Regions from separate parts of the Homo sapiens genome. Here region 2 is linked to region 1. A link is a loop called in an ENCODE intact Hi-C map of the cell type or tissue named here. Cell type or tissue: Caco-2. All regions are shown on one strand. Links, peaks and the distances in the headings refer to the core of each region. The heading gives the core; the rest is flanking DNA. Region 1 has its middle 10 kb from the start of DNAL1. Region 2 holds the start of ACOT1 (acyl-CoA thioesterase 1).

Evidence for each region. A loop is a pair of places that touch in the nucleus more often than their neighbours do. Peaks named below come from ENCODE experiments on the same cell type or tissue, not always from the same donor. Only the 100,000 strongest peaks of a DNase experiment are listed, where the experiment ranks them.
Region 2: it touches region 1 in a loop (9-fold over the local background); 4 of 110 quality-filtered maps call a loop at or near these places.

Annotation. Positions count from the first base shown.
Region 1 is chr14:73,630,590-73,638,751 of GRCh38, reverse strand. It overlaps a transcript of HEATR4 not described here and the pseudogene NDUFB8P1. Among named protein-coding and RNA genes, the nearest start is that of DNAL1, 10 kb to the left of the region's middle. RefSeq lists an enhancer at 5,375-5,424. In Caco-2, for the core only: a CTCF peak has its summit at 5,145 (motif pointing right); a DNase peak (open chromatin) is centred at 5,121.
Region 2 is chr14:73,534,122-73,544,500 of GRCh38, reverse strand. All of the region lies in intron 1 of HEATR4 (HEAT repeat containing 4), which reads left to right. ACOT1 (acyl-CoA thioesterase 1) reads right to left here and starts at 7,358. Exons shown (of 3, transcript NM_001037161.2): 1 at 6,623-7,358; 2 at 2,806-3,008; 3 at 705-1,451. The coding sequence starts at 7,079. The coding sequence ends at 846. It also overlaps the pseudogene NT5CP2. In Caco-2, for the core only: a CTCF peak has its summit at 5,410; DNase peaks (open chromatin) are centred at 5,290 and 6,570; H3K4me3 peaks cover 1,221 bases.

The DNA.
Region 1 (8,162 bases), core at 2,638-7,637:
GGAATAGCTTAAAAGAGTAAAATTTGTCTTCCCATGTTCTTTGAGACACTTCACAGCTATGTCAGTATAAACAGAGCTCTTCCAACGCTTGTTATCCTCTCCAACAATAAAAAGGAAATGGGCATTGGCTTTTTCTTTTTTTCTTTTTCTTTTCTTTCTTTTTTTTTTTTTTTTGAGACAGAGTCTCGCACTGTAGGCCAGGCTGGAGTGCAGTGGCACGATCTCAGCTCACTGCAACCTCCGCCTCCTGGGCTCAAGCAATTCTCCTGCCTTAGCCTCCCGAGTAGCTGGGATTACAGGCATGTGCCACCATGCCCGGCTAATTTTTGTATTTTTAATAGAGATAGGGTTTCACCATGTTGGCCAGGTTGGTCTCGAACTCCTGACCTCAGGTAATCCACCCGCCTCGGCCTCCCAAAGTGCTGGGATTACAGACGTGAGCCACTGCGCCCAGCCAGCACTGGCTTTTTTAAGAGGGATACAGCTTTTTTGATAGGCTTGTCCAAGGGGTCTTCCAGTGCTTCTTTAACCGTATACTCCTCAATCAGTGGCAGAGATTCTGTCTAGGTTAAAAGGCAGTCCTAGCAGGATCAAGCTACCACAGGTAGGGCGTAGTTGTGTTTGAGATGCAGCCACTGATGGTCACGACCACAGCTATATTTGGGAGAAAGCTAGCCATGGAAAATGCCAACTCTGACCCTTTGCCTGAGCCAATCACTGCAATGTTTGGACCTTTGACCTGCAGACTGAAGAAAAAGAAGGCAAACACGGAAAGAGACAAAGGAAAAATGAAGCATAATTGTTAATGGGATCACCAAAGTCCTCAATAAAGGAAAGTCCTTTTTTTTTTTTTTTTTCTTTTGAGACAGAGTTTCGCTCTTGTTGCCCAGGCTGGAGTGCAATGGTGCAATCTGGGCTCACTGCAACGTCTGCCTCCCAGGTTCAAGCAATTTTCCTGCCTCAGCCTCCCAAATAGCTGGGATTACAGGCATGCTCCACCAAGCCGGCTAATTTTGTATTTTTAGTAGAGATGGGGTTTCTCCATGTTAATCAGGCTGATCTTGAACTTCCAACTTCAGATGATCCGCCCACCTCAGCCTCCCAAAGTGCTGGGATTACAGGCGTGAGCCACTGTGCCTGGCCAGAAAGTCTTTTATGAGTTTTTTAGAGTTATCAGACAGCTCTAGTATTTATTTATTAATTCAACAGGTATTTGTTGCAGGTATTTTCCAACCCATTAGTAACACTTCCTTTATTCACTCTCTTCTGGAGTAATTCATTCATTTCTCTCATACCACTCACCTTTGGGTGACTTTGCACAAATTTAACTGCCTCTTCAAAGTAATCTAAGTTTAAGTCTTTCATGGCTGGAGGTAGATCTTCATAGCCAAAAAATGGCAAAGCAGAGTAGCAAAACCTCAACAAGCCAGGAGACTTGCTCAAGATTCACTTAATCCTCCATCACCAAATATATCAATGAGACCAGCAAAAGGACCATCATCTATAACCCAGGAAAGGGAATGAATCTTGGGTTAGATGACAGAACATTTACCTAGCCAACATTTTCTAAATGAAAATTAGATTGTATAATTTATCTTTTTTTAAAAAAACTACCTACTTGCTTTGAAAAGAAAACATCTGTTTTGTGGAAATGGATTTATTATTGTGGTTGAAATAGACATTTATTTGAGCTATTTTGATTCTATAAATGTAAAAATATTTTTATATTTTTTTCCCTGTGAGTTAATCACTGGTAAATGGAAAAAAAGAAAAAGAAAAATCGCACCAAATATATGGGAAGTGTTTTGGTTTGAAGTACAAGTCCTGATAAGTCTAAGCAAATAGTTCTGCAAGCTTTGAGTTATGTAAGAATAAAAATCTCCTTTTTTTTTTCTTTTTTTAGACAGGGTTTCACTCCCATAGCCCAGGCTGGAATGCAGTGGCATAGTCTGGACTCACTGCAACCTCCACACCTCCCGGGCTCAAGCAATTCTTGTGCCCCACTGCACCCTGCTAATTTTTGTAGAGACAAGGTTTCTGCCATGTTGGCCAGGCTGGTCTTGAACTCCTGACCTCAGGCGATCCACCCACCTCAGCCTCCGAAAGTGCTGGGATTACAGGGGTAAGCCACCGTGCTGGCCGGATGTCTGCTTTTGTTTGTTCGTTTGTTTGTTTGAGAGACGGAGTCTTGATCTGTTGCCCAGGCTAAGGTACAGTGGTGCGATCTCAGCTCACTACAACCTCCACCTGCCAGGTTCAAGCGATTCTCCTGCCTCAGCTTCCCAAGTAGCTGGGACTACAGGTGTGTGCCACCATGCCCAGCTAATTTTTGTATTTTTTAGTAGAGACGGGGTTTCACTACACGTTGGCCAGGCTGGTCTCAAACTGCTGACCTCAGGTGATCTGCCCGCCTCGGCCTCTCAAAGTGCTGAGATTACAGGCGTGAGCCACTGCATCCGGCTGGATGTCTGGTTTTTAGCATGAGATTTTTAAAGCCAGGTACAGTGGCTCATGCCTGTAATCCCAGCACTTTGGGAGGCCGAGGTGAGCAGATCATTTGAGGTCGGGAGTTCGAGACCAGCCTGGTCATCATGGTGAAACCCCAAAAACCCATCTCTACTAAAAATACAAAAAACTAGCTGGTTGTGGTGGTGCATGCCTGTGATCCCAGCTAGTCGGGAGGCTGAGGTGGGAGAACCGCTTCAACTTGGGTGACGGAGGTTGCAGTGAGCTGAGATCTCACCACTGCACTCTAGCCTGGGCAACAGAGTGAGACTACGTCTCAAAAAACAAACAAAGAATCAAAAAACAAAAACAAACCCAGACATCCAAATTTAAAGGGCCCTTTGATTTCTCAATAAATTTAAGATATAGTCAGAGTCACCAGAATCCATAATTTGACAGGGATTAAACTGTTTTAAAGGTCTAATGAAGGTGTACTATAAAATGAACTACATGTGTGAAGAGATAGTAAAATGTCAAACTAATATCCTCCCAACGTTGGTCTATTATTTCTCTTTCAACAGTCCTGTTGGGGATGTTTTATTCCTTCACTATTCCAAGAGAAGAATTTATCGGCCAATTGTTTCCTGGTATTTTTCAGATATATTCCTTTGTTATTCCAATTAAAGTAAAAGTGGCTGGGCAGAGTGGTGAGATCCTGTAGTTCCAGCTACTTGGGAGGCTGAGGTGGGAGAATCGCTTCAGCCCTGGAAGGGAGGTTGCAGTGAGCCGTGACAGTGCCACTGCACTCCAGCCAGGGTGACAGAGTGAGACCCTGTCTCAAATAATAATAATAATAATAATAATAATAATAATAATAATAATAATAATAAAGCCAGGCTCAGTTGTGTGTGTCTGTAATCCCAGTACTTTGAGAAGTTGAGGTGGGAGGACTGCTTAAGGCCAGGAGTTCAAGACCAGTCTGGGCAGCATAGCAAGACCCTATCTCTAAAAAAACAAAAAGGTTAAAATGAGGCCATGTACGCCTGTAATCCCAGCACTTTGAGAAGATGAGGTGGAAGGATCACTTGAGCCCAGAAGGTCGAGGCTGCAATAAGCTATCATGATGCCATTGCACTCCAGCCTGGGTGACAGAGCAAGACCTAGTCTCTAAAAAAATAAGAATTTAAAAAAGAAAGATGGCTGGGTGTGGTGGTTCACACCTGTAATCCCAACACTTGGGGAGGCCAAGGTGGGAGGATCGCTGGAGCCCACGAGTTCAAGACCAGGCTGGGCAACGTAGGGAAACCCTGTCTCTACAAAAAATAAAAAAAAAATTTACCTGGGTGGCACATGGCTGCTGTCCCAGCTACTCTACTCTGAAGGCTGAGGTGGGAGGATCGCTTGGGCTCAGGAGGTTGAGACTGCTGTAAGCAAACAAAAGCATTTAATGCTAGAAACTTTGCAGCAATCTTATGCTTAATATAGCAAACACGCAGGGTCTATGCTCCTAAGGAATAGCGTATGCAGCACTAGGACTCTGGCGGGTGAGCAGCTGGCAGAAGAAAGGTGCATAAGCAGATGAAATTTGGATCCTAGCCACCATCTAGGGGAATGAATGTTCCACTTGAAGTCTAGGAGACAAAATAAAGGGATTAAGGAGCTCGCTTTGTTTTCAGATGACAAACCAGCTAGCAAAGCAAGCCAGTCGATTCCCTCACTCTGCTGTCAGGCACTCTGCGGAAAAGGGCCCCCGCACCTGATGGCAGCAGGAAGACCCCCCGCAGGCGGCCGGCTCGCAGGCGCGCGGCGCAGCTCGGGGATGGAGAACCAGCGCTGCACCTGGGCCGAGGCCAGCGCCGGACTCAGCGGCGCCGCCTGCTGCAGCGGCGTTAGGTGGATGGTCACCTCCACTATGAGGGGGTTTTTCAAGGCGGCCCTCCGCATTCGACTGAGGCGTGGATCCTTCGAAGCGGCCGGCATGAGGCTCCACAGGAGCCCCATGGGCCCCACGCCCGTGAAGTCGCCTCCTAGAGCCAGGTCCCCGGCCAGGTCCAGCCCCCCGCCGCTGTCCACCTCGTAGTGGGCAAGGGAGTGGAAGAGGCGGCCTCGGTGGCTGACGCCCGACACCTGCAGGGTCACCGGCTCCCCCGAGCCCAAGCCTTCTGCTTTCATATCCAGGCACTTGTCGGCCAGCCCAGTCTTGGGCGTGACGGTCAGGGTCGCGGCCTTTTGGGAGAAAAAGGACGATGTGGATATCGGCCTCCAGGCCTGGAGGGGGACCCCAGAGGCTCGGAGCGCTGCCCGGACCGCCGGCCACATGGTCCGGGACTGTCGCGGCTTTGACCTCCGCCAAGGTCGAGGCGGCCTGGCACTGGCGGCCGAGGTTCCGCGCTGAAGAGGAGGGAGGAGGGGGGCCCGGCCTGGCAGGTCGTGGCCCTGTGGGGCAAAACCCTGCAGGGCCACGTGATGGGACCTGGGCTGGTCCCTGCGGCGCCACTTAGCAACGGGCTGCAAGAAGAGACGACTTCGGAGGGCCCAGGGTCCTTTGAGCTCCTAGAGGTCCCGTGTGGAACCATCTGGAAGAGGTAGGATCCCCTCGCGAGTTTACCCCGGACGTGTGGCGAATAAAGTTAAGCATTTTTAACGGTAAGTGCCGGCCTCTGGCCGCCTCTGAATTTCCTCACTGGCCACCAGGGGTCAATATTCCCTAAGCCTGATTGAAGGAGGCCAAGTGTGCTAGGGTCCTAACAAATTCCTTTCCTCCGTTTTAAGTAATCTTTGTCCTGGATTAAGAAAGACTATCAAAGTTAAAGTTTAAACGTTTCCGATGAGATACTGAATTGAACTATAAAATAGTAGGGATTGATAATAGAAACTGGTGGAGAGACACTTCCCCAACTTGAATGCCAGCAAAGACCTAAAACGAGCCCAGCGGGGACATAGGGGATGAGCTCAGGAGGGAGCATAAATTTTGCTTTTTCATTCAGAAAGTGGAACTACAGGACAGCCCGCAGTGGCTCACGCCTGTAATCCCAGCACTTTAGGAGGCCGAAGCGGATGGATCACGTGAGGTCAGGAGTTCGAGACCAGCCTGGCCAGAATGGTGAAACCAAATCTCTACTAAAAATTCAAAAATTAGCCAGGCGTGGTGGCAGGCACCTGTAATCCCAGCTACTCGGGAGGCTGAGGCGAGAGAATCGCATGAAACCGGGAGGCGGAGGCTGCAGTGAGCCGATATTGTGCCATTGCACTCCAGCTTGGGGGACAGAATGAGACCCCATCTCAAAAAAAAAAAAAAAGAGAGAGAGAGAGAGAGAAAGCTGAATTACAGATATATACCCTAAGGAAATAAGTTCTATTGTCCTGTGGACTGGAACAAGTGTTAACAATGTATATTTTTTGTATGCAGAAGAAAAGCTTACAAGTATATTACATTTCTTCTTCTTCTTTTTTTTTTTTTTTTGAGACAGGGTCTCACTCTGTCACCCAGGCTGGAGTGCAATGGCGTGATCTTGGCTCACTGCAACCTCCACTTCCCGGGTTCAAGTGATTCTCCTACCTCAGCCTCCCTAGTAGCTGGGATTATAGGCGCAAACCACTGCATCTGGCTAATTTTTGTATTTTTAGTAGAGATGGGGTTTCACCATGTTGGCCAGGCTGGTCTTGAACTCCTGACCTCAGGTGATCCCCCTGCCTTGGCCTCCCAAAGTGCTGGGATTACAGGCATGAGCCACTGCCCCCAGCCAAGTATATTACATTTCTGTTTTTTTAAGAGAGAGAAAAGGCCTTGAACCCACAAAATAAAACCATAGTTTTTCATTCATACATATGAATATTGTATTTTGTATATATATACAAAATGGTTCTGGAATGGTTCTGGAAGGAAACACTTCAAACTGGTAATAGTAACTACCCTTGGGAGAAGACTGAGATTGGGTAATGAGTTAAGAGGACCTTTTATTTTATCTGTATTACTTGAATCTTTCACAGTGAAGAAAGTATTGATATATGTAATTTAAAATTTGTTTTCCGGCTAGGCATGGTGGCTCATGCCTGTAATCCCAGCATTTTGGGAGACAGAGGCAGAAGGATCACTTTGAGGCCAGGAGTTCAAGACCACCCTGGGCAACATAACGAGACCCCCATCTCTACAAATTTCCTTTTCTTTTTTTTTTTTTAAACCACCACAGCACTGAGTTTTATTAGGGATTTCATTAAGGTTAAATTTATAGGAATGAGGGAGTCTTAGTTAGAGGGCGCAAAAGCCCACAAAGCCTCCTGGTATCCATAGTCAACCACTGGCTCAGGTTCTTTGGAGAGATCGCCACCTTGTTCCAGGTACAGATTATTGCAAGGACACTGTTTTGGTCCCACGGGCTGGTAGACAGGGTAAATCACCCCCACCCAGAACATGAACATCATGAAAGCCACAGAGCCGAAGAGCTGTATACACATGATATTCCAAGAAACAGGTGTGGGGGACATAGCTACATGGTTCCTGATATGCATGTCTAGGTGCCAGTGTATCCCCAGTTCAACCTCAGGCCAGGTGGTCTCAGTTATACCACAGATCCCTCTTCTGCTATAAGTGGTCAGGGAGCTTCAGGTAGTCCCCATACCCCATGCCGTCATTCGAATAAGGCTCGTAGTCTTCCACACACATATTTATACTTCTTGGTGGCAGCGACCCGTTCTTCTGGGGTCTTAGGTTAGGGCCCCGGGAGCATGCCCTTGGTAATGTGGGAGGCTGTCTGTGCACCCAGTGGCATCACATTCTGGGATGCCCTTTGCGGCCACTAGACTCCCAGGACCCCAGCCCTGGCCGCCACTACCTTCACCTACTACATTTTTTCAAATAGCTGGCCATGGTGGCTCATGCCTGTTGTCCTAGCTACTCAGGAGGCTGAAGTGGGAGGACCACTTGAGCCCAGGAGTTAGAGGTTGCAGTGAGCTATGGATTGCACCACTGCACCCCAGCCTGGGTGACAGAGCAAGACCTGGTCTCTAAAAATTAAAAAAAAAATTGTTTTCTACTATTCTATCTTAATTAAAACGCATGTGTAAAATGAGGTGAATTAACCCAGGTGAACATATTTTATTAAACTGCTTGTCAAGGAAGAGGGGTATGTATATAAATCCTAAATTTGGGGAGAAACAATCCCATTTTCAAATCTTATCCCATTTATCTATAAATAATTGTCATGTGTCATATTTCTGGATAGAATGTATTTGCCACTGAAAACACATGGCCATTGGACCAAGAGTTTCTGGTTTAGAGCCATCCAACAACCCTGTTTTCTTTGAAAAGTAAGTACCTGCAAGGTACTTTTCTCTGAAAAGCAAGGACTTGTTAAAGTCCTGTCTTTGGTCCTTTCGCCATAAATATTGTTGGGGCTCAGAGAACAATACCCCAAAATGAAGGCCTCAGAAGGGAAAGTTTTTCTTTGCCCTTCTCCTGCCACCCTGCTCTGAGTCCCATTCTTCCCTGAGGCTAGCCATAAAAACTAGAATCCCTTTTCTTCCAGGCAGATCATAGAAACCAGAACTCCTTTTCCCTAAAGCCAGTGATAAAACCTCAAAATATTACTGTAATTTTCCCTCTGCCTTTCTGTGTAAAAATTGGCTGTAAACAAATGATCTGATCTACCTTATTTGACTGTAAGTCGTGATTCCCATTCTAAAGAGGGACCGGCATGCCCCACACCCAGAAGGAAGGA
Region 2 (10,379 bases), core at 2,341-7,340, 94 kb after region 1:
AATCCAAGGAGAAGATATCAAAGAACTAAATATGTATTGGTTTTGAAAAGTTTTAGTAGTTTTATATCTAACTAGTAATCAGTTTATAGGCAAGATGTTAACTTCCATTCTTAAAGGAGAAACTCAAATCTGATATACTTTTTATATTATGTGCTTTTCTTCCACAGTAGGTAATCATTTATTTATTTAATTAATTTATTTATTTTTGAGGCATAGTCTTGCTGTGTTACCCAGGCTGGAGGGCAGTAGTGCAATCTCAGCTCATTGCAACCTCTGCCTCCCGGGTTCAAGCAATTCTCCTGCGTCAGCCTCCTGAGTAGCTGGGACTACAGGCATGCGCCACCACGCCCGGCTAATTTTTTGTATTTTTAGTAGAGATGGGGTTTCACCATGTTGGCCAGGCTGGTCTCAAACTCCTGACCTCAAGTAATCCGCGCACCTTGGCCTCCCAAAGTGCTAGGATTACAGGTGTGAGCCACCACGCCTGGCTCACTTATACTCATTCAGCAAATAATTATTGAACTCCATTTACGTACCAGACACTGTTAATTGATGTTACTCACTTTTCCTTTCAGAACTAAAGCCTTATCAGTTGTGTGTTGAGATAGGAAGAGGAGACTTTTTCCACTTCTTGTGTTTCCTACAGTTACTCCCTTCCCAAACTGATAAAGTATACAGTTTATAAAAATCTTAAAAACTCATTCTTACTGGTAAATTCATTTTAATAATGAGGGGAAGAAACTTTAAGAAGTTATGAGAAAGAATGAATACACATACACACACTAAATGTGGCAGATGTTTCCAGGAGAGATTAGCAACAGAGAGGCCACATGATCAAATAAAATTTACACTTTTGATGGGATTGTCCCCTCGTGGCCACCCAAGTGTTTGTGGAAGAAAGTCTGGAGTTGTTTCCAAGCATCCACCTGAGCCATGGCATGAGCCCTGGGCTCCCCTCCCCAGATAATAGGACTGCCCACCAAGGCATGCAGGGAAGCCCGACACAGGGGGAAGTAAGGAGGCTCAATATAGTGCCCTGTCTCTGGGTAACAGATGATCTGGGGCTTTCTCCTCCCATGGGCCTGCAAGCGTTTACAGGCCTCATTAGCATAGAACTCACTCTTCCAGTTGTGGTCATCCTGACCTACCAGGAACAGGAAGGTGCTCTCTGCCCTTTCCACAGGAATGAAGCTCTTCTGGTCAGGTCCTTCCAAAGGGCTGTTCAGGACATCCACAATGTCTGCATAGCCATCTTTGGTCACCTTGATGCGATTTCTGTTGACGCCCACAGGGGGCAGGGTCTCGCCCTTGTAGCGTAAGGTTCCCCCAACATTGGCCACAGAGCCGTTGATGACGACAGCAGCCGTGATGCCCTTCAGGAAAGAGGCCATGGAAAGGCAGAGCTCACCCCCTTTGGAAATTCCAAGCAGCCCAACTCCTGGACCTTTTACCTGAGAAAGGGACAAAGGAAAAAGAAGAAGAATGGCTCCACAAACAGTGGAATATGGTGAGTTGTGCCCACCCTGGAAGTTAGTTGAACCTGAGTCTGAATCTGGGTTCTACCATTTACCCAGATTTGCAGCTTTGGGAATTTACCTCCCCTCTATCTCTTCCTTTCCACAATTTGTCCATCACCACTCTTGGTGATAACCATGTGGAAGATCTATCAATTACTCTGGTTTCTCAGTTCCTTAATCTCATTATCTCCCATGATCTTTTTCTGTCTCCCACCTGAGCCACCCATTCCCACTGTCATAACTAAACTGAGTCGTCATCAACAAGTACGTCATCTCATGGCCGGGCGTGGTGGCTGACGCCTGTAATCCCAACAGTTTGGGAGGCTGAGGCGGGTGGATCATTTGAGGTCAGGAGTTCGAGACCAGCCTGGCCAATATGGTGAAACCCTGTCTCTACTAAAAATACAAAAATTAGCCAGGCAGAAGTGGCATGCGCCTGTAGTCCCAGCTACTCAGGAGGCCGAGGCAGGAGAATCGCTTGAACCTGGGAGGTGGAGGTTGCAGTAAGCCGAGATCATGCCACTGCACTCCAGCCTCGTTGACACGGCAAGACTCCGTCTTAAAAAAAAAAAAAAAAAAAGAAAGAAAAAACATACTGGAATTTAAAATTGCATAATACCAACTACAAATATCTTTACTAGCAGGAAATATAGTAATATAGAATTGAATAGAAACTGTCTATAAGAGGCCAGGTGTGGTGGCTCATGCCTGTAATTCCAGCACTCTGGGAGGCCGAGGTGGGCAGATCACTTGAGGTCAGGAGTTTGAGACCAGCCTGGCCAACATGGCGAAACCCCATCTCTACTAAAAAAAAAAAATACAAAAATTAGGCTAGGCATAGTGGCTCATGCCTGTAATCCAGCACCTGGGGAGGCCAAGGCAGGTGGATCATTTGAGGTCAGGAATTCAAGACCAGCCTGACAAATATTGTGAAACCCCGTCTCTACTGAAAATACAAAAATTATCCAGGCATGTTGGCAGGTGCCTGTAATCCCAGCTACTTGGGAGGCTGGGGCACAAGAATCACTTGAACTTGGGAGGTGGAGGTTGCAGTGAGCCAAGATCGCACCACTGGACTCCAGCCTGGCAACAGAGTGAGACTCCATCTCAAAAAAAGAAAGAAGAAGAAGAAGAAAGAAAGAAACTGTCTATAAGAAGTGACTAAAAAAGGTAGTGTGTGTTGGGGTAGGGAATGGCTGTCATGAATGAGCTAACTTCTGTGAAAACCCAGACCATTTAAGAAGAGACCTGATACATCATAGCCCATAAATCTGAGAGAAGAACTCACCTCAGGATGACTGAGCAAGTAGTTCACAGCTTCTTCAAAGTACTCCAGATGGAGCGTCTCCATGGTCTTGGGGAGGTCTTCATAGTTATAGTAAGCCAGAGCCATCACAGCAAAACCCTTCCCAGCCAGCAGACTAGCCCGATACTCCAGCAGGCCACCTCCAGTTCCGAACATGTCCACAATGCCAGGAAAGGGCCCAGGTTCTTGGGAAGAAACAAAACAAAATGCAAAACTAAGCTATTCCTGAAACAGTTGGATGGTTTCTTACCAAGTTAAACATATACTTACCACACATGTGACCCAGCAATCCCACTCCTAGGTATCTACCCACGAGAAATGAAAACCTGTGTTCGTCCAGAAACTTCTGGCAAGTGTTTATAGTGACTTTATTCATTGTAGCCAAAGACTGGAAACAACCCAAATGTCCTTTAACTGGTGAATGAATCCATTTAATGGTGCACCACCAAGAAACAAAAAGAAAGACTGCTACATAGAAGAGCACAAATTCCTCTCCAGTGCACTCAACAGAATGCACTTATTCAATGGAGACAGACTCAAAAGGCTACTCATTCTGAATGACTCCACTTACTGAATATTTTTATCATTTACATTAAAGGTTTTGTGTTTCACACAAAATTAAAGAATAATAATGCAGGCTGGGTCTGGTGGCTCACGCCTGTAATCCCAGCACTTTGGGAGGCTGAGACGGGTGGATCACCTGAGGTCAGGAGTTCGAGACCAGCCTGGCCAACATGGTGAAACCCCATCTGTACTAAAAATACAAAAATTAGCTGGGTGTGGTGGCGGCCACCTGTAATCCCAGCTACTCGGGAGGCTGAGGGAGGAGAATCGCTTGAACCCGGGAGTTGGAGGTTGCAGTGAGCCAAGATTGTGCCACTACTCCAGCCTGGGCGAAAGAGCGAGACACTGTCTCAAAAAAAAAAAAAAAAAAAGAATGCAAACACCTTACAGGCAACACTTTTAAGACATAGTTCAGTGCTGATACCCGCAAACCATCAACGTCCCACAGACCCCTGTGCCCTTTCCTCTCTTTCCAGTATCCTGGACTTTCTGTGTATCACTCTTGGTTTTCTTCATAGTATTACCACTTAGATTATGTACCTTAAACAATATTTTATTTTGCCTATTTTTTGAACTGTATCTAAATGGAATGATACTGAATGTGTTCTCCTAGTGTTTGACTGTTTCACTCAACAGTGGTTTGGAGATTCATCCATGTTGATTCTTTTTTATTTTTTTCTTTTCTTTTGTATATCTTGATAGATGTTGATTCTTCTAGCTGTAGTTCAATCACTTTGACTGCTGGAAATATACCTCAATTTATTAATCTGTTCTATTGTTGATGGACATTTGGACTGTTTCCAGTTGACTTTGCTCTTTTTTTAAATTAATCCAGACTGCTCATCTGCAATGGCTTTCCTCTTATAAGGAATATGCCTCCTGGTGCACATGTACAAGTAGAATAACATATTTAACTTTGTAAGTTAAGACAAATTGTTGCCCAGAGCAGATGAATATGTTGACTCCTTCTAGCAGTGAGTTTCATTTCCTCCACATACTGGTCAGCAATTGATAATGCTAGCTTCTAAAAGTGGGCCACTTCTGAGGGTGTGAAATGTACTCTGTTGTTTTATTTTGCATTTCTTTGATTATTAATAAGGATAAGCATCATTTCTACACTGGCTGATTGCTCTTTATGTAATATAAAAGTATCCAGTAACCTCAAATTTCCATTTGACAGGAAGAGGCTTTCCTATTGTAAATGCTAATTTACATAAACCTTAACATACTGTGTGAATTGAAAGAAAAGTTGCAAAAATGAGAAACTTTTAAAGAACATTTCTGGGCCCCATACCCCTAGGATCCCGAGAAACCCCAGTGCCCCGGCAGCGATGAGCACAGCCCACGCGTGTGCTGATGGACAGGGACCGCGTGCTGGCAGCTTCCAGACGGCATCCTGTGGGGCTTCAGCCGCCGCTTCTCAGGGAGCTGCATGTGACACTGCAGCAGCACCGCAGCTTCCTGGTCTGGAAGCAGTACCTCACCCTGCTGCCGGACCTGGTGGATAAAGTGGCCCATGGGTGTGAAGCCCTAGGCTTTTCCCTAGTCTTGAAGCCCAACCCCAGAGGGCCTTGCAAGAGATGAAGCACATGCAAAACACCGAGGTCTTCACACTGCACCAGCCCCTGCCAAAGTATGACCACTGTGTGGGTGAGAAGCACCGCTGGGTAGAGCAGCACCTGGAGTCCCAGCTTGTGGAGTGAATTATCCTGACAATGGACAAGACCGTGGTCTTTGGGGACTTGCTCACTGATGACAAGGATACCATTCGAGGCCAAGAGGAGAGGCCACAATCAGTACCTGGTCCTGCCATGCACAGGGAGGTGGCTGCTCTCCTGGAATGGTAACAGGACGGAGATCATAGCCAGCCAGCAGGGAGCTAGGCAGCAGGAACGAACAGGCCCTGCAGGGGGCAGCAGCTGCAGCTGGAGCAATGGTGGGCGGGCAGGCACCAAAACCTCTGCACTGTCACAGGCCCAGCCACCTGGCACCTCCTAGCTGCCATGGAAATACAGTGAGAAAACCAGTTGGAATTCTTTTTATTAAAAAAAAAAGTGACTTCCTGGTCCATACATAAATAAGAACATTGAAACTACTTGAAAATTTTTTGTTGTTGTTGTTTGTTTTTTGTTTTTGTTTTTGTTTTAGATGGAGTTTCACTCTTGTCCCCCAGGCTGGAGTACAATGGCGTGATCTCGGCTCACTGCAACCTCTGCCTCCAGGGTTCCAGCGATTCTCCTGCCTCAGACTCCCGAGTAGGTGGGACTACAGGTGTGCACCACCTCACCTGGCTAATTTTTGTATTTTTAGTAGAGACGGGGTTTCACCATGTTGGCCAGGCTGGTCTCGAACTCTTGATCCGCCTGCCTCGGCCTCCCAAAGTGCTAGGATTACAGGTGTTAGCCACCGCGTCCGGCCTGTTTTTTTTGTTTTGTTTTGTTTGTTTTTAATATTATGTGTCTTTTCTCTTTCCTTACAATGCCTTTTTTTTTTTTTTTTTTTGAGACGGAGTCTCACTCTATTGCCCAGGCTGGAGTGCGTGGCACGATCTTGGCTCACTGCAAACTCCGCCTCCTGGGTTCATGCCATTCTTCTGCCTCAGCGTCCCGAGTAGCTGGGACGACAGGCGCCCGCTACCACGCCCGGCTAATTTTTTGTATTTTTAGTAGAGACGAGTTTTCACCGTGTTAGCCAGGATGGCCTTGATCTCCTGACGTCGTGATCCGCCCGCCTCGGCTTCTCAAAGTGCTGGGATTACAGGCGTGAGCCAGCGCGCCCAGCCCTTACAATGTCTTTTAACTGAGCACTAGGTTTGAGGGACCTCTCAGTTTTGGAGCGGCAGGGGCAATTCCCCAACCAACTTTCCATTCCATTCCTGTCTCCTTACACTAACCTCCGGAATGTTGGAAGCTACATCCTTTCTCCGTATGAAAAGCGCAGGGACGAAAAAAAATAAAAATAAAAAAATAAGTGTAACTCCCCTCAAAGGGCCGGGCGCAGTGGCTCACCCTGCAATCCTAGCTCTTGGGGAGGCAGAGGCGGGAGGATAGCTTGGGTCCAGGAGTTCAAGACCTACCTGGGCAACATAGCCCGGGGTGGTGGTGGTGGGGCGGGAGGAGGGACACACACACAAGCGAAAAGAGCGGGGCGGGGCGAAGGGGACACACACACACACACAGTGGAAAGCGCAGGAACAGGGATGGGCAGAGGGGAACAATTAGCGGAGGTGAGTCACCTGGCGGCAGGAAGAGCGTGCCTCGCACCCGGCCCGCGCGCACCGGCTCGCGCCGCACCCCGGGCGGGAGGAAGTAGCGCTCGTGCCGCACCCGGCACAGCAGCCGCCCGGGGTCGGGGTCGTGGCCATCCAGCACCTCCAGCTCCACGGCCAAGGGCGTTCGCACGTCGCGCTTCACCAGCCGCACCAAGGGTTTCTCGGGCTCCAAGGCCCAGAGCAGCCCCATGGGCTCAAGCCCCGCGAAGCTGCCGCCCAGCGCGGGCGCGCGCTCCAGGTCCAGCTCGCCAAGGGTGTCGGCGCGGTAGCGCGCGTGGGCCTGGAAAAGCGCGCCCTTCTCGTCGCGCAGGGACGCGCGCAGCGTGACCGGCTGCTCCGGGGCTAGGCCGCGCACGGCGATTCGCACCGGTTCGTCCCAGCAGCAGCGGCCCGCGGGCTCCAGGATCAGCGTCGCCGCCATCCGAGCAGGAACCCAAATAATCCGGCCAAACTGCCTCAGCTGTGGAGACCCCTGCAACTCTGCCCAACTCTTCCTCTCGGGCTGCCGTCGCAGGCTAAACGCCCACTAGGGCAGAGCTGTCTGCTAATGTGAGCGGGGAAGGCCAGAGTCCAGCCGATCAGCCAGACCAAATATAGACACACTGGAACTTGCTTAAAGTCTCCTGTGTTGAAACCTCCACTTTATGTTGGAAAGCAACTTCCTAGGTTTGCTTTTCAGAAGCTTGCTGGCTCGCGGAATGGGCTGGGCCAGGACTGGTTCGTCCCGGCTACTCGGGAGGCTGAGGCAGGAGAATGGCGTGATCCCGGGGGGTGGAGCTTGCAGTTGGCCAAGATCATGCCACTGCACTACAGCCTGGGCGACAGAGCGAAAGTCCGTCTCAGAAAAAAAAAAAAACAACAACAACCAGGCAGCTAGCAGTCTCCAGGCTCCAAACTCCTGATGGCGAAGAGGAATGCAGGACTGGAGTTGGTTTTGATCACTTTGTTGAATAATTCACACTCATTACTAATCTTAGGGCTTTTCTTTCAAAATCTGCACCATGGTGTTTTGCTTTCGTGTTCTCTGTATATGCCTATCCTCCACATCACTCCCACATCGAAGGGTGCTGGCTTCTTACTAGCTGTGTGACCTCTGAGCTTTATTCCTTACAGGTGTAAAAATAGCCAAATGAGGTAATAGTTATTAATTTCTCGAACTCCTGACTTTGTGATCCGCCCGCCTCGGCCTCCCAAAGTGCTGGGATTTACAGGCGATGAGCCACCGCGCCCGGCCAATAGTTATTATTTTCTTATACTGGTTTCTCATTTTTGTCCCAGTCAGGCAAGTGTTACCTCTCATCTTTTTTTTTTTTTTTTTTTTTTTTTAAAGAGACAGGGTCTCACTACGTTGCCAGTCTGGAGTACAGCGGCGGTTTACCATCACTGCGCACTTACAAGCCTCAAACTCCTGGGCTAAAGCCATCTTCCTGCCTCAGCCTCTCAAACACCTCAAGGGACTACCGGCGCTCCCCATGCATTGGGCTTTTTTCTACTTTTTCATAGGCTATTGGTTCCAACCAGAGGTGGTTTTTTTTTTTCATCAAACTTAAGCTTTAGGCCCCTCCCAAGCCCTTGTACCTGATTTCATAATTTCCTATCTTGGTAATTAGAGAAACCTATAAATGCGTAAGCTTCAAACTCACAAAACCTGTGTTTGCCTCTGCTCCTAATAAGGCTGTCCTCAAGGTAAGCCTTTTTATCTCTTTCCAAATGCTCTCATGTCCCATGTCCCATGTCATTATCATACAACTCCCTGTTAGTTGTAATTACCTTTGTATAGGTTCTGTGGCACACATCAAGTATATTCTGTGCATAGAAGTCTCAGGAACTAAAGAAGGTAAATAATAGTAGCTAATTGTTAATACTTACAAGAACCGTAGTAGTAAATTAAGGCCCAGAGAATTTAACTGATTTTCTGAAGATCATACAGCTGGGAAGTGGAAGTTGGGTGAGGTGGCTCACGCCTATAATCCCAGTTTACTTGGAGGCTGAGGTGGCAGGGTTTCTTAAGGCCAGGAGTTTCAGACCAACCTGGATAAGACCCTGTCTCTAACAAGAAAAAGGGGCCAGGCGCGGTGGCTCGCGCCTGTAATCCCAGCACTTTGGGAGGCCGAGGCGGGTGGATCACGAGGTCAGCAGATCGACACCATCCTGGCTAACACAGTGAAACTCCGTCTCTACTAAAAAAAAACCAAAAATACAAAAAATTCGCCGGGCGTGGTGGCAGGCGCCTGTAGTCCCAGCTACTCGGGAGGCTGGGGCAGGAGAATGGCGTGAACCCTGGAGGCAGTGCTTGCAGTGAGCCAAGATGGCGCCACTGCACTCCAGCCTGGGCAAAAAAAAAAAAAAAAAAAAAAAAAAAAAAAAAAAAAAGAAAGAAGAAAAAGAAAAGAAAAAGGGAGAGGGTTCATATGTTTGAAATCTGATTCTCAAGGCTGGGCTCTGAACAACTATGTTTAACTGTCTCTCACAGGATGTTGAAGAAGATTTGGAAAAGAAACTCATATTGGTGGATATATAAACTGGTATGACCTTTTCATGGCAATCTATGCAAAAATATTTAAAAGATCCCTTCTCTTTGACTCACAGTTCCACGTCTAGGAATTTGTTTTAAGTATAACTTCATAAATATGTGTAAATATTTGGCTACAAGGATGCTAATCATATCATTTTAATAGAGAAAAAATTAGAAACAAGTTAGCAATATAAATTTGGTTTTACCAGTTTAATTGTGATGTCATAAATGAAAGCAGTTTAGTTATAAAGCAGAAGAATATATGATGAGCATTCTTCCATGAAACTGATGAAAAAAAGCAGGTTAGAGAACAGTATAAATATACTTTTTACCAAGATATTAACATATTTTTTAAAAAGACTAGTCAAACACTCCCCCAGTAGCTGAATGCAGTGGTAGATGCCTGTAGTTCCAGCTGTTAGGGGGGAGGCCTAGGCAGGAGATTGCTTGAGCCCAGGAGGAATTCGATACCAGCTTGGGCAACAGAGCAAGACCTCATCCCTTAAAAAAAAAAAAAAAAGCAGAAAAGATAAGACATGAAAATTAAAAAAAACACACATCTAACTATTTCAAACTGTTGTTTCTTGAGCCTTGAGGTTTTATGCATAGTATTTGTTTATTTGCTTGTTTGTTTTTTAAGACGGGGTGTCTCACTGTGTTACCCAGGCTGGAGTGCAGTGGTGCGATCATAGCTCACTGCAGCCTCAACCTCCCAGGCTTAGACAGTTCTCCCACCTCAGCCTCCCGAGCACCTGGGACCACAGGCATGCACCACCACACCTGGCTAACTTTTTAGATTATTTGTACAGATGGGGTCTCCCTATGTTGCCTGGTCTCGAACTCCTGGGCTTAAGCAATCCTCCCACCTTGGCCTCCCTGAGTGTTGGGATTATAGGCAAGAGCCACTACACTCGGCCATGTTTCTTTTTTTAATTCTTTTTTTTTTTTCAAGACAGAGTCTTGCTCTGTCGCCCAGGCTGGAGTGCAGTGGTCTGATCTCGGCTCACTGCAACTTCTGGCTCCCGGGTTCCAGTGATTCACCTGCCTCAGCCTCTTGAGTAGCTGGGATTACAGTCACATGCCACCACGGCCAGCTGATTTTTGTATTTTTAGTAAAGACGAGGTTTCACCATGTTGGCCAGGCTGGTCTCAAACTCCTGACCTTGTAATCTGCCTGCTTCAGCCTCCCAAAGTGCTGGGACTAGA